2 separate regions of the Homo sapiens genome follow, and region 1 is linked to region 2. Evidence: read pairs that join two places in POLR2A ChIA-PET (ENCODE). Cell type or tissue: A673. All regions are shown on one strand. Links, peaks and the distances in the headings refer to the core of each region. The heading gives the core; the rest is flanking DNA.

The links. ChIA-PET counts read pairs that join two places held together with the same protein. Peaks named below come from ENCODE experiments on the same cell type or tissue, not always from the same donor. Only the 100,000 strongest peaks of a DNase experiment are listed, where the experiment ranks them.
Region 1: POLR2A ChIA-PET joins it to region 2 with 11 read pairs; 2 of 35 experiments call an interaction of 5 or more read pairs at or near these places.

Annotation. Positions count from the first base shown.
Region 1 is chr6:154,483,638-154,486,554 of GRCh38, reverse strand. All of the region lies in intron 1 of CNKSR3 (CNKSR family member 3), which reads left to right. Among named protein-coding and RNA genes, the nearest start is that of CNKSR3, 26 kb to the left of the region's middle. In A673, for the core only: no CTCF peak of the experiment used is centred there; no DNase peak of the experiment used is centred there.
Region 2 is chr6:154,317,876-154,320,792 of GRCh38, reverse strand. All of the region lies in intron 1 of IPCEF1 (interaction protein for cytohesin exchange factors 1), which reads left to right. Among named protein-coding and RNA genes, the nearest start is that of IPCEF1, 37 kb to the left of the region's middle. In A673, for the core only: no CTCF peak of the experiment used is centred there; DNase peaks (open chromatin) are centred at 1,102 and 1,482; H3K27ac peaks cover 1,420 bases.

The DNA of each region.
Region 1 (2,917 bases), core at 110-2,609, 170 kb before region 2:
TGCCATTGCACCCCAGCCTAGGTGACAGTGCAAGACTCCATCTCAAAAAATAAGATAAAATAAAATAAAATAAAATAAAATAAAATAAAAATTAGCTGGGCGTGGTGGCCCGTGCCTGTAATCCCAGCTACCCAGGAGGCCGAGGCAGGAGAAATCACTGGAAGCCAGGAGGCGGAGGCTGCCATGAGCCGAGATCGCACGACTGCACTCTGGCCTGGGAGACAGAGTGAGACTCCGTCTAAAAAAAAAAAAAAAGAAAAAGAGAGAGAGAGAAAAGAGAAGACAGTTGTACCTTTTTAAATGTCATGCTGTCGAGGGGTGATGGTAAGTGAGTTCTTAAATGTCTTTCCTCAGTTCTTCCACTAGCATAAAGAGACCTGAGGGCTGGCGATATTGACGTGTAGAGTAGGCATTACACGGCCGAGGGGAAGCATCCACAAAGGCACACCCTTGAAGGCCATATCTCTTGTTTTACCATAGTTAATACCCAACACTTACTACATTTCCTGCTTTACTGCTGCTTTTGATAACTGGTGGGTGTGGCAGTAATACATGGGTGTGTCCACGATGTAGTGGGTATGCCAGTGAGTTATTGTCCTGGCAGAACAGCCCCAGATGGAAGGTGTCCCGTCGCGCCAAGCCCAATTAAGGAAACCAGCCCGGTTCTTCTTGGGAGCCAAGAAGTTATTTGGAAAGATCTGCTCCTATAAGCACTGTTGGGAGTAACTTATAGAAGCAGATCTTACAGAAGCAACCACCAGAAGGGTGATTACCCCTGTTCCTTAGTCACCAGAGTTGCTTCTTCAGTTTCCAAATCACAGAAAGTCTCAAACTTCTCAAGGGACTTTTAGATTGCCTGTGCAGCGAGGAGAAAGAATGATGCCCACCGTGTCAAAGAGGCGCCTTGCAGGGAGTAACCTGGAGTGACGTGAATCACGCTGTTCGTATTAAGAACAGATTTGGTCTTATGGTGAGCAGGACTCATACCTGATGCGTTTTGGGAAATGCAGGTGTTAAATAAAAAACTTAAAAGTTGACCTGATTTGCCTTTTATAGATGAAGGAGACTTTTTGTAAGGCATCTTTGAGCCAGGGGAAAAAACTGTTTCTATATTTTATTCAGTGTGTGCCTGTTTCTGGAACAGAGCTTTAGTAAGTGATTAATGTAGAAAAGTTCTTTTAAAACTGGAAAATTCTGTATGCGCCAAAGAAGCCCCTTTCCAACCCTTTAGAAACACATATAATTTCTTCTAGATCAGTTTCCAAGTTAATATTTGTCTAATTTTTGTGTGTTGAGTAGTACTTTTCAAAAGATATTTGTAAGATACCTAGACCAATCCTCTCCTCCCAAACATTATAGGTTTGGAACTCTGTGTAGGGAGATGTGATTCATAATTAATGATTCATGTACATCATATTTTAGATGCTGTCAGTTTTCAAACTTGTACTTTGAACTTAAAAGTTGAAAAAATCCACCAAAAATTCCCATAAAGAGAAGTTAAAATCCAAGCTAATTGGCAGCTCTGCCTTCAGTGGAATTGGCAGTCTTGGTGTCTGAGAAAGCAGTGATGATGAATGAAGCTAAAAACCACCTCTCCAAAGGCCTGAGACAGGGAGGTCAGTAGCAGCTACCAGACCTGTGTGGCTATTCAAGCTTTCAAGCCTTAAGACCCAGCGTGGGCCATCAGTGTTCCCGTGCTGGTTAAACTCTCAAAGAAGCTTCGCCTCCATCCAGATGGTAACAATTGATTTTTATTTTCAAGTATTTATTCATTTTCTTTGGGGGAGGGGGAAGGGGATAATCATATTTAGGTTTGAGATGATAGAGACAAGGAGTATCTTTTTTTTTTTTTTTTTTTTGAGTCTTGCTCTGTTGCCCAGGCTGGAGTGCAATGATGCGATCTTAGCTCACTGCAACCTCCACCTCCTGGGTTCCGGCGATTCTTCTGCCTCAGCCTCCTGAGTAGCTGGGATTACAGGCATGCACCACCATGCCCGGCTAATTTTTGTATTTAGTAGAGATGGGGTTTCACCATGTTGGTCAGGCTGGTCTCGAACTCCTGACCTTGTGATCTGCCCGCCTTGGCCTGCCAAAGCGTTGGGATTACAGGCGTGAGCCACTGTGCCCGGCCAGGAGTATCCTTATAGTGAACAAATACTGGGTATGAGGCAGTGCTCAGATGCAAATCCTGTTCACGTTGGTGAACTGGATGACAGCCTGCGTATTAGGTATATTAAGATGTTTCTTGACTTCTGTTGGTTATATAACAAGAGCAGGCATTTTTCCTAGGACTGTGGTTTCAGCACTATGGATTCCATGTTTTTTCTTCCATCGTTAAGTCTAATTTTGAGGGTTGATAATGACCTTCGATCATTCAGTCCAAATATTTTATTCTTTTGTGTGAATAAGTTATTTTGTCGTTAATGACATTGTGGCCCAGAGATTTAAGTGGCAGGACCTAGACTAGAACCAAATTCTCTAGACTCCCAGTTCAGAAGGTTTGTGATTATACTATTTTTCCATCTTGCTCTGATTGGCCCCCTTTCCCCAGATCCCATAAAACCTATGGCTTTGTAGGTCCCATCCACCAGCAATAATGTGGCACATCCTAGCATTTTTCCTGTTCTGTAGTACAGTCCCAATCAAGAAGCCTTATTAACCTTCTGTGTGAGGGACTAGACTCAGTGTTGGGTTTGGAGGATCCACTGGTGAGGAGCATTCAGTCTAGCAGGAGAAATGTCAGCATTATTTATTACACAACAAGATCTGATGCATTCAGATGTACTTACAGGTCTAGGAACTGTTCAGAGGAGCACAAATGAATGAGAGAGAGAGGGAGAGAGGGAGATTGAGTGAGTTAGAGAGTTGTTGGTGCTCCACAAGGAGCAGTAAAGTATTTTAAAAATAAAAAATAATA
Region 2 (2,917 bases), core at 97-2,596:
TCAAGCGATCCTCCCACATTAGTCTCCCAAGTAGCTGGAATCACAGGCTCGTACCACAGTGCCCGGCCATGTATATACAGTTTTGTTTGGGAAATTTAATATACTTCATTCACGCACAATTGGTACGTTCAATCCTTCCTATCCTAGGAAGTGGTTCTCTGGATACACAGTGTGACAGCCAGCTTTAAACAGCTTTTCTTATTATTCCATAAACCAAAATGTCTAAAAATTGACTACCACCCTTTTTAATCAGTGACAGGAATTAAGAATATTAAGGTTTATTTAAATTCTCAGATGCACTAAAATCGGTATTAGAGCCAGTTTTTCTAGGCTTCTTGAAAACAAAGCTTTTCCTCAGGGCGGTTGAGGCCAGTTGCACTCATTGAGTCTCATCTCTTTTTATTTTCTCCAATCTCTTTTTCTCTAGAGTGAAATGAGCTGTGAAGTAGCCAAAAGATGAGCAGGAAAGAGAAAAGAAAAAGGCAAGGTTTTGAATTAGATACAAATTGGAAAAATAAGTCTTGAAATAGTTGAAAATGATTATTCCTTTTATTTTTGCTTCCTTGGTAGTTATGAACTACATGGTTAGCGTCTAGGATTTATAATTCAGGAGTTTTGGGGTTTTGTTTTCATTCTTTTTCACTTTTTTTATTACTTAGATGATAACTTTTGAATAAAAATGAGGAAACAGTTTTGCAGATTGAAACTGAAAACAACAGAATAAAAGTTAGACAATAGCAATTTATTCTAAATTAGTGCTCGGAAGGGAATATTCTCATAATTTAGGTTTTATATCTTTGGAAAAAATGCTCGTGTCTAAAATATGATTGGCCTCCTTAACTAGATGGCGGAGAGTTAGAACAGATATTTATGTTGTGATTTAAAATTTTGGGGATACAGCGATGATTAAGAGACCTCTTGAAAGCCAAGAATTTTCTCTCTTTCCAAAAGAAAAGCCCATGCCTGAGCCGTGTATTGGGAGCGTGGAACAGACTTCAGGCTTGTTTATATGGGCAGGGAGTGCATTCAAACACGATCTTGCTAATCTTGAAGTATCACACCCGGAGCCACTTGCTGCTTTTGAAGGCTTTTTAAATTTAAATAAGATGTTTCCCCGCTTCGCGTCTCAATTTAATTTTGTGCTTCTCACACACTGATAAAAATAAGACATGACACATGCTTTGGTTAGGCTTGGAAAGCAATGATTGATAGCAAGAGAGAAACCTGAACCAGAGAAAGGGAATTAAAAAGGGCCTGGGGGCGGGGGATCATCTTCTGTTTTCTTTATGTGGAAAACATCTTAGGAGTAGAAACAATTTTTTGAACAAATATATTTAAAAAATGTTTAGTAGGCACATTTTTCTGCCATGTTATAATGAGAAACAGATGTAGATGCTGTTAAATCATGTCAAATATGAACTGCCTGTGTACCCCATGTATATGTGTAAATATTTAACTAGAAAAACAGTCACATGAGAACTATTCTGGAGTGATCTTGGAAGCAGGAAGCCACAAATTATAGGTCTGAAATTTACCATGCATGGCTTATGAGTCCAGATAAGTAAAACCAAATGAAAAGACTCTGAAAATTTTATAAACAGTTCATGTTTTTGGGTAAGGGGAGGGAAGGGAAAAGAGCAGAATGAATTTTAATATACTTCATTCACGCACAATTGGTATGTTCAATTATAACCAGAGTACTAAGAATAATATGACAAGAATTTAGTTATACATTTAAATCTAAGATATTAGTTATCACCCTGCTGCATAGAAAAAATTACTATGGAATCATAGCTTATCTTCAATTAGGTTCTAAAGTCAGCACATAAAGCAAAAATTACAAACATTCACATTTATCCTTGAAAGTTCCCCTTGTTGACATCATGTTTGAGACAGACACACATAGGTTGGCTAACGTGGCCAGTGCTGAAACAGATCATATCTTCTGAAGGTTCCAGATGATGAAATTAGCTTTTGTGTATGGATGGAATGAGGGAAAAAATAATTATTGACATTGGGTGCATGTTGTATAGAAAATATGTATTGTTTTCTTCTTCTTCTTTTTTTTTTTTTTTTTTTTGAGACAGGGTCTCACTCTGTCAGCCAGGCTGGAGCGCAGTGGTGTGATCTCGGCTCACTGCAGCCTCTCCTGGGCTCAAGCAATCTACCCACCTTGGCCTCCCAAAGTGCTGAGACTAGAGGCGTGAGCCACCACACCCGGCCAAGAAAATACATATTGTTAAAACCAGAAGCACATCGTGATTCTAGTAAGGTGGAAATGAAAGCAGATTTGTGCCTTCCATCTCGGTCCCAATCTGGGGCTTATCCTTCTGAAGGGCAAGAGTGGAATGAATCCTACCCTACATTATTCCTTCATTTGTTTTCAAGTTAAATTTTAATTCCCTGGAAATAATATTCTCAAATTACCTTCTGTGACCTAAATTATTTTATTGGGTCTTGGTCTTCATGTAGTGAAAGGCACAGGTCATTAGTGCTGCAGCTCCATGAGTTTTGACAAATGTGTATGTTCATGGAACTCAAACTATTACCAAAAACCAGAATTTTTCCCGTCTTGCTCCATTAAGGTCAATCCCCCCACCCTCTACTCTCACCAGGGCAACCACTGTTCAGATTTCTTTCTCCAAAGGTTAGTCTTGCCTGTTCCAGAACTTCATAGCAAAGTTGTCATGTGGCTTGTACTTTTACATATCTGACTTCTTTTGTTCAGCATAATGTGTGTGAGATTAATCTATGCTCTTGGGTAAATTATCAGTAGTATTTTGTTTCTGTTTATTACTATATATTCTGTCTTATGAACATATTACAATTTGTTTATCTGTTCCTATTGATGGACAGTTGGGTTGTTTCCAACCTGAATTATAAGCAAACTAGCTATGAATATTCATAGACAAATCTT